Regions from separate parts of the Homo sapiens genome. Here region 2 is linked to region 1. Evidence: read pairs that join two places in POLR2A ChIA-PET (ENCODE). Cell type or tissue: Panc1. All regions are shown on one strand.

The links. ChIA-PET counts read pairs that join two places held together with the same protein. Peaks named below come from ENCODE experiments on the same cell type or tissue, not always from the same donor. Only the 100,000 strongest peaks of a DNase experiment are listed, where the experiment ranks them.
Region 2: POLR2A ChIA-PET joins it to region 1 with 13 read pairs; 7 of 35 experiments call an interaction of 5 or more read pairs at or near these places.

Annotation. Positions count from the first base shown.
Region 1 is chr6:82,252,985-82,257,984 of GRCh38, reverse strand. No RefSeq gene overlaps it. Among named protein-coding and RNA genes, the nearest start is that of IBTK, 7.7 kb to the right of the region's middle. In Panc1, CTCF peaks have their summits at 297 and 498; no DNase peak of the experiment used is centred here; H3K27ac peaks cover 2,615 bases.
Region 2 is chr6:82,353,016-82,358,015 of GRCh38, reverse strand. It overlaps LOC105377875 (a long non-coding RNA gene), which reads left to right. Exons shown (of 3, transcript XR_942738.4): 2 at 2,742-2,826. Among named protein-coding and RNA genes, the nearest start is that of TPBG, 8.3 kb to the left of the region's middle. In Panc1, no CTCF peak of the experiment used is centred here; no DNase peak of the experiment used is centred here.

The DNA of each region.
Region 1 (5,000 bases):
CAACGAAATGCACAAATTTTAACTGTATATTTGTGGAGTTACGATAAATGCATGTACCCTATGTAACCTACACCTCCATCAAGATATGGAATATTTCTACAACCTCAGAGAGTTTCCTCATTCTCCTTTTCAGTCAATCCCTACCCTCAACTTCTCAAAGGCAACTTTTTTTTAACCTAATGTTGTTCACAATGTTCTCTTACTTTATTTTATTTTATTTTTTGTTCTAATGTCTGTGGTATCTGTGGTGATAACTACTTTTTCATTCCTGATATTGGCAATTGGTGCTCTTGTTGGGAACAAATTTCCTGTGGGTTCCTTCATGTTTCTGCAGGTCCTGTGAGTAGAGGCACTGACAGCCTTTGTTCTGAGTTATCTTTTAAAGATGTTTGTATTGCAAATCACTTGGTAAATAGTGACAGTGGAGCCCTCTAGAGCAGGGACAGGTTTTTATTTTTTTTTATTTTTTTTTATTTTAACTCTCTGGTACAATAAAGATAATTTCTACCTCAGGGGTAAAAGTCAGTCAGGTTTTCTTGCAGTCTACTATAAAGGATTAAGTTACTAAGCCTGGGTTTCCTTAACTGAGATGCCAACCCACTACATTTATAACACCTATAACACCTACCTGGGCCACTCTGTGTCTTTCTCATAGGACTTGAGGGTCTAAAAGAACTAATGCAAATGTGAAGCTCATGCTGCTTGCTGGCTGTGAGTGGTAAAGTGCTAGTCTCTGGCTTAGGAATCTCATTTAGCAGGCCAGATTCCGTGAAACTCTGGCAGATTAACTTGTTAGCTTTAACAGGAGGGTACAATCTCAGACTCTTGAAATTCTTGATGTTTGTCTTCCTTCCTTCCTTCTCTCTCTCTCTCTCTTTCTTTCTTTTTCTTTCTTTCTAGATGGAGTTTCACTCTTGTTGCCTAGGCTGGAGTGCAATGGTGAGGTCTCGGCTCACTGCAACCTCCACCTCCCAGGTACATGCAGTGATTCTTCTGCCTTAGCCTCCCAAGTAGCTGAGATTACAGGCACCTGCCACCATGCGCGGGTAATTTTTTTGTATTTTTAGTAGAGACGGGGTTTCACCATGTTGGCCAGGCTAGTCTCGAACTCCTGACCTCAGGTGATCCGCCCACCTCAGCCTCTTTGTAATCCCCTGTTGGGATTACAGGCATGAGCCACTGCGCTCAGCCTTTTTTTTTTTTTTTTTTTTAAATAACTAATTCTAGCAAGGAGTTTATCAATTTTGCTGATCTTTTCAAAGAACAATTTTCAGCTTTGCTAATTTTTTCTATTACTTTCCTATATTTTAGTTAATTGATTTCTGTTGTTATCTTTATTTCCTCCCACTTACTTCGGGATTTACTTTGCTCTTTTTTTCCCTAGCTTATTTATGTGGAACTTTTGGTCATTGATTTTTAGACATCTCTTCTTCACCAACATAAGCATTTAAAGCTATATATTTCTGAATAGGCATTGCTTTGGATGCATCATACAAATTTTGATATGTTGTATTTTTATTCATTCAGTGTGAAATACTATCTAACTTCCTATGTGATTTCTTCTTTGACCAATGGATTATTTTAAATATCTTGTTTATTTACACATATTTGAAGTTTCCCTAGATCTTAGTTTTATTGATCTCTAATGTAGTTCCATTGTGATCAGAGAACATACTCTGTATGATTGCAATTTTTAAAAATTTATTAAGACATTTTAAGATCCACTATATGGTCTATCTTGCTGAACATACCACATGCACTTGAAAACAAAATGTATTCTGGAGTTGTTGGATGTGGTGCTTTATAAACATCAATGAGGTTGTATCAGTCAGAGATCACCAGAGAAACAGAACCAGTAGGATGTGTAGATGAGAGAGAGGGAGGGAGAGAGAGAGAGAGAAAGAGAGAGCGAGAGGTTTATTATAAATAATTGGCACATGTAATTGTGGAGGCTGATAAGTCTGAGCTCTGCAGTCAGCAGGCTGGAGATCTAGGAGAGCAAATGGCATAGTTCCAGTCCTGGTCCAAAGGCCCAAGAAGTAGAAGAGCTGATGTTGTAGTATCAGAATGAAAGCCAGCAGGCTCAAGACCCAAGAAAAGCCCATGTTTAAGTCTAAGCCTGAAAGCAGGAAAAAACCTGATGTCCCAGCTCTAAAGCAATCAAGAAGGAGGAGTTCCCTTTTGTTCTATTCAGGTCTTCTACTGATTGGATGGGGCTCATTCACATTAAAGAAGGCAGTCTATTTTACTCAGCCTACCAATGCAAATGTTACTTGAACCCAGAAATACCCGCACAGACACACACAGAATAACATTTGACCAAATGTCTGGACACTCTGTGGCCTAGTCAAGTTGACACATAACATTAACCATCACAGAAGTCAAGGTGGTTTATAGTATTGTTCAAAACACCTATGAATTTCTTGATTTTTTTTTGTTTAACTGTTCTATCTATTGCTGAGAGCAGAGTGTTAAAATCTCCTGCTGAGATCATGAAATTGTCTATTTCTCCTTTTAGCTCAGTTGATTTTCACTTCATGTATTTGGAAGTTCTGTTATCAGGAATGTGAATCTTTATGATTAGGTATATACAAATTATTCTTTTTTTTTTCTTTTACTACATCTGTAGCAAAACTGCATACACATTATTTCTTCTGAAGAATTGACCCTTCTTTTTCTTTTTTTTTTTTTTTTTTTGAGACAGAGTCTGGCTCTGCCACCCAGGCTGGAGTGCAGTGGCACCATCTCGGTTTACTGCAACTCCGCTTCCTGGGTTCAAGCGATTCTCTTGCCTCAGCTTCCCGAGTAGCTGAGACTACAGGCACGTGCTACCACGCCCAGCTAATTTTTGTATTTTTAGTAGAGACAGGGTTTCACCATGTTGGCCAGGATGGTCTCAATCTCCTGACCTTGTGATCTGCCTGCCTCAGCTTCCCAAAGTGCTGGGATTACAGGCATGAGCCACTGCACCCTGCTGAGAACTGACCCTTTTATTATTATCAAATAGCCCTCTATCTCTGGCAACAATTTTTTAATTTTATTTAATTAATTAATTAATTTACTTATCTTTATTTATTTATTTATTTATTTAGAGACAGAGTTTCGCTCTTGTTGCCCAGGCTGGAGTGCAATGGCGCAATCTCGGCTCACCACAACCTCTGCCTCCCGGGTTCAAGTGATTCTTCCGCCTCAGCCTCCTGAGTAGCTGGGATTATAGGCATGCACCACCATGCCTAGCTAATTTTGTATTTTTAGTAGAGACAGGGTTTCTCCGTGTTGGTCAGGCTGGTCTTGAACTCCCAACCTCAGGTGATCCACCCACCTCAGCCTCCCAAAGCGCTGGGATTACAGGCGTGAGCCACCACGCCCAGCTACTGGCAACAATTTTTGTCTCAAATCTGCTTTTCTGCTATTATAATAGCCACTCCAGCTTTATTGTGCTTATATCTTTTTCCATGCATTTCTTTTCTATTCTTTTTTTGAGACGGAGTCTTGCTCTGTTGTCCAGGCTGGAGTGTGATCTTGGCTCACTGCAACCTCCACCTCCCAGGCTCAAGCAATTCTCATGCTTCAGCCTCCTGAGTAGCTGGGATTATAGGAGTGTGTCGCCACACCCAGCTAATTTTTTGTATTTTGTTTTATTTTATTTTTTGAGATGGAGTGCACCACCACACCCAGCTAATTTTTTGTATTTTGTTTCATTTTATTTTATTTTTTTGAGATGGAGTGCCATGGCACAATCTTGGCTCACTACAACCTCCGTGGGCCTCTGCCTCCTGAGTAGCTGAATTACAGGCACCTGCCACCATGCCAGGCTAATTTTTTTGTATTTTTAGTAGCAACGGGATTTCACCATGTTGGCTGGGATGGTCTTGACCTCCTGACCTCAGGTGATCTGCCTGCCTCGGCCTCCCATCCCTGGGATTACAAGCGTGAGCCGCTTTTCCCCGACTCTGCATCCTGTTTTATCAGCAGGTTCTTCCTGTATCTTGTGCCAGTCTCCTATCTCATCCTGTGACTATTCTTGCCTAACCTTCTGGGGATGCAGCCCAACAGATCTCAGCCTCATTTTACCCAGCCCCTATTCAAGATGGAGTCACTATGGTTCAAATACCTCTGACATCCCCCTACACCAGTCAGAAGTTCAGACCTCCGGAACTCCTGACTGATTGGCTTCAAGTTGGGGTTCCCATGACTCCCTCTTTGAGTTCTATTAATTTGCTGGAGTGGCTCAAAGAACTCAGGAAATAATTATATTTACTGTTTTTTTGTTTTGTTTTTGTTTTTGTTTTTGTTTTTTGAGACAGAGTTTTGCTCTTGTTGCCCAGGCTGGAGAGCAATGGCATGATCTCTGCTCATTGCAACCTCTGCCTCCCGGATTCAAGCGATTCTCCTGCCTCAGCCTCCCGAGTAGCTGGGATTACAGGCTTTTGCCACCATGCCTGGCTAATTTTGTATTTTTAGTAGAGACGGAGTTTCTCCATGGTGGTGAGGCTGGTCTCGAACTCCCGACATCAGGTGATCCGCCTGCCTCGGCCTCCCAAAGTGCTGGGATTACAGACGTGAGCCACTGCGCCTGGCCTACTGGTTTATTAAAAAGGATATTGCAAAGGATACAGATGAAGAGACGCGTAGGGTGAGGTATGAGGGAAGGGACGTGGAGTTTCCATGCCCTCCCTGTGTGTGCCACCCTCCAGGAATTTCCATGTGTTCACCTATCTGGAAGCTCATGAACTCTGTCCTCTTGGATTTTTATGGAAGCTTCAGGACATCAGCATTCCTTCCCGCAGGGTATAGGGTGGGACTCTCTCGTGGGAGGGTCTTAAGACCCAGAGTCAGAAAGGTGCGGAAACTATGGAAGAAGGGCAGGAGAAGGTCAGAGGCCTGTTCCTGAGGTCTAACATACCCAACTTTATAACAAATGACTGTAACAAGGGCTATGGGAGTTATGAGCCAAGAGCTGTGGATGAAAACCTATATATATATCACAACACCACAGG
Region 2 (5,000 bases), 100 kb before region 1:
GATACATTGGAGGGAGTGGTACAAGGTGAGATTTGAAATTTAGTGGGATCAGATTACTGACCTCCAGTCTAAAAGGTTTGTATTATTCCAGCCTGGCATGGTGGCTCACACCTGTAATCCCAGTACTTTGGAAGGCCGAGGTAGGTGGATCAGCTGAGGTCAGGAGTTCGAGACCAGCGTGGCCAACATGGTGAAACCCCATCTCTACTAAAAATACAAAAATTAGCCAGGCCTGGTGGCAGGCATCTGTAATCCCAGCTACTTGGGAGGCTGAGGCAGGAGAATCACTTGAACCCAGAAGGTGGAGGTTGCAGTGAGCTGAGATCATGCCATTGCACTCCAGCCTTGGCAACAGGAGTGAAACTCCATCTCAAAAAAATAAATAAATAAAAATAAAAGGTTTGTATTATCCTGAGTGATGGGGGGCCAATGGAAGTTTTCAGCAGAGGGATGACATGATCACAAGTGCATTTTAGAAAGATCACATTTGCTATCTGTTTAAAAGGTAAATTATAGACAAAGAAGACAAAACAGAGAGAAAAGTTGGGTGGTTCAAGTGAGGGATGACAAAGAGCCAAACTAAAGTAGAAGGAAAAGATTGGCAAGGCAACAATAGATTATATAGACCACTGGTTATTATATAGACCATAAGATTACATGGAACAGTGGTTCCCAACAGAGTGGCACTGCACCCAGTGCCACTAAAATATTTTTTGAAAAGAAAATATTGGCTTTTAGAAAGTTTGAAAACAACCTATAAAAATTTTTAAGATAATCTACAAATCTTGGTGATTTATTCACTTTGAAGGTAACAATACATACATTTATAATTCTAAATATAAGATTACAGATAACTTCTATATTTTAAATAATGACCAAGAGAAATTTTAATTTATCCCCAGTGTGACTAGATAAAAACCTGAAGTTCTCAGCCTAGAAACAACTTCATTTTACATTTAAGCTCCAAATACTTATAGTATGGTTTTATTATACGTTGAATTTTCCAGGAACAGTTAACACTGTAAGGAAACAATATATATTGTTTTGTTTGGAACTTTACCAAAATTTTATCTCTGATAACCATGCCACTCATTCTACTCAGATCATCAATATAGTATCAGTTTGCATTTGTAGTTGTTACATTTGCAGTGATTCTTATTTCAAAATGTCTAATATTTTTAAAAATTATTTCAACATTCATTTGAATATTGGTCTAACTTCTCTTAAATCCTAGCTTGTTTATAAGTAGGCAGAAGAATATCACCACTTCATTGAGTTTCTATCGTAGTTATGCCCAAGTATTTATATGTAGTGCTACATATTAACTAATATTCTTCTTTTATTTATCCTTTAATATTCTAGTTAATATAGTATGTACTTTTTAAATTATTTATCAAGATGCATTTTGTAAAATAAAAAAGGCTTTATAAAATATTGTGAAGAAGAAACATTGATTTTTTGAAAGTTTGAAAACAACCTGTATAAATTTTTAAGAGAATCTACAAGTCTTGGTGATTTATTCACTGTGAAGGTAAGAATACAGACATAATTCTAAGTAGCATAACATCACAGAAAACTTATTTAAAATTTTTTTCTCTTTTGAATTTAATATTTCAGATACATGGTATTTAGTCAGCCTCTATATTTTAAGTAATGACCAAGAGAAATTCTAATAATTCTTTATTAAAGAGTCAAGTTTGATTATGATGAAGTGAAAAAATACCTAGAGAAAGAATAGGATAAGACACTTATCTGTTTCAAGAACCTATCTTATTTGATTGAAATTATTGTCTTTTAAAAGGAAGTTATGGTAAATATTTAAATTAGCAATGTTACCTAATATCCTTTTTTAATGTACATTATTTCCACTTCGGAGGTGACACGGAAGATGTTTGCAGGGATTCTTGTCAAAATGTTCTTACCCAAGATGGGTTCTAAACCAAGACTGGAATTCAGTCAAGAAATGGGAGCAGTTGCAATTGTAGCCACCATCCAAACTCAATTAATTTCAATTAAATTTAACACAGTTCAATAAATGTTTATTAATGTGCTTTTCTGTAGTACTCACTTTGTCTTCCAAACAGGGCTACCTCCAAAGCCAGCAATTTCCCTTAAAAAAATTTACAATACTGGCACATTGACAGGCAATCTATTGCATATCCATGGCAGAGGTTCAGCAGATAGCGTTAGGCCAAAGTTTGGGTACATGACCCAGGCTTCTCTATTTTATTATAAGTCCTACCCAGTGAGTTAAAATACAGAGGTCAATAGGATGGTTCTTAGCACTGTTTGAAATGTTCAAATACAAAATTGAGTATCAAATTTAGATCCCCATATGAAAGCTAAGGAAGAGAGTACTAGAGATGTTATGTACTTTGAAATAGAAATTTATCATATTACCTTGGAGTGAAAAAAAGGAAGTTAAGGAGCTTAACTAGGGAGATAAAGTCAAGCCAGTGTCAAACCATATGGCCTGAACAGTGTGGGTAGCGATAGGATAAAGGAGTTGGGTGCGGGGCACACACCAAAGGATGCCCATACTGAACTTCAATAGAAACCCGGTAGAGAAATGTGTGACATCAGGCGGTACTTTCACCCCCAAAATATTGATGTGGGTGACATTTACAAAGGGGTGAGATTCAAAACGGTTTGCAACCAGTATGGCACAAAAACTGATCAAACAGTGTTCAATAATCAGAGGCTGCCACCTGTAAACAACTAATAGAGCTTTGTTGTTGCAGACTGCCTGAATACAAGCCCTGCATCTTCATAAGAAAACTAAAGACACTTCAAGGTTTCTGATAATCTCCACAACCACCCTCCAAAGTATGTGCCATCACTCAAAAATTGTTCGATAACTTCCAAGTTTCATCATAAGGAATTGGAAGCTTCTTTAAAATAGGGAAATTACTAGTAGCTATGGATAAACTGAGTTTATTCATTATTTATTACATAAATATTTTTGGAGTATGTGATGAGTGCTTCTAGGCACTGTTCTGAGAACTGAGGAAGCAATGGTGAAGAAGACAGACATGGGCTCTATTTTCATGAAATTTGTTGTTCCCACTACTTTGTTAAATCAACTAACTCTGATGTGAAAATCTAGATTTCTTTTTTAAGTGAATTTAAATATTTTATTTTTAAATACAGCAAACACACTCAACAATACAGAACAGCATAAAAACCTGTGCACCTATTACTCAGCCTTACAAATCCTAACATTACATTTCTTTTTTAATGTTCTTTTGCATATAATTGAAGTGTACCATTGGATAATTATGTATACATCCTTGAAACCATCATTACTATCAAGAAAATGAACGTATTCATTATTCTCAAAAGTTTTCTCATGTCCTTTTGTAATCCCTCTATTCACATGCCGCCCTTAAACCATCCCATCCTCAGGCAACCATTAATTTAATTTCTGTCACTACAGACTAATTTAAATTTTCTAGATTTCATATAAATAGAATCATAAAGTTGGTGCTCTTTTAATTTGGCTTCTTTCACTGTGCATAACTAATGTGAGATTCATCCGTGTTATTGTAAGTATCGATAATTCATTCCTTTTTATTTTTTTATAAGTAGCATTCCATAGTATGGATATAAAACAACTCTGTTCCAAATGGCTCTGACCTTCCTCCTAAGACCAGTGAAATAGCCTAAACATGCTATTCTTATGGCAACAGGTTAAGCACAAGAGCAAGCAAACGTAAATCATGTAAATCCTTTTTAAGATACTGCTTGCCTAACATCTGCCAATATGCTATAAACCAAAGCAAATCACATACTAAAGCCAAGGTGCATGGAATTACATCCCAAACAAAGTGAAAGGGCCCTACAAAGTGGCATGGCAAAAGGCTTGTGTAAAGGAAGGTCTGAAGAAATGGGGCTATTGATGCCATCTACCATGAACTGACATACCACCATTTCTTTAAACACCGCCCACGAGGATGTTTTCAGTCTTGTGCTATTACAAACAATACAGCAATGACTGAGTACATTGTCATCTTCCACACAGGCCAGTATATCTGTAGGATAAATCTTTAGAAGTGAAATTCTTGGTTAAAGGATATAGGTTTTTGTAATTTTGATAGGTGTTGCCAAAGCACTGTTCAGACATAATTGATTGTAACAATTATATTTCCACCAACAATGTTGGGACTATGTTATCATTAAAAATTTTTTTTCCAGTCTTACATGTGAAATGTAATCTTTGTATGGCTCTGATTTGTATTTTTCTTGTTAAAAATAAGATTGACAATCTTTTTATGTTTAAAAGCCATTTACATTTCCTTTTTTGAATCCATCTGTTCAGATCTTTTGCTCATTTTGTTTCAGTGAAGGTTTTTTTTTTTTTTTGCCTTTTTTCTCTTCTGTTTTTTTTTTTTTTTTTTTTTTAAAGAGATGGGAGTCTCACTATGTTGCCCAGGCTGGAATGCAGTGGCCATTCACAGGTGTGATCATAGCACACAACAGCCCCGAACTCCTGAGCTGAAGTGATCCTTCTGCCTCAGCCTCCAGAGTAGCTGGTGCTACAGGCACATGCCGCTGTGTCTAGCTTAGTGGGTTGTTTTTTTTTTCTTTCTTTTCCCAATAGATTTGTATATTCTAGGGAAATTAGTACCTTATTAAATTAGTTACAAATATTTCTTCATTTGTTTAATGCCTTTGGTCCTGGAAGTTTTTCATCTTGGTTTTTCATTTTAATAGAGTCTAATTTATCATTCTTTTATGGCTTCTGGGTTTTGTGTCATAGGAAGGCCTTCACTTCAAAATTATAACATTTCATTTTTTACATTTTTTAATCATCTGGATGTATTTTTTCAGCACCTGTTGAACTCTAGTATCTCTTCTTTTTCTTCTTGTTTTATAGAGATTTTTGCTATAAATATTATTTTTAAAAAAAGTTTAGGCCAGAATACATGATTACTATTTTCATCTGCTTTAATGCAACATTTTTTGGTGGGTTTTTTGGTCTGGCATTTGCTTTTCCCATT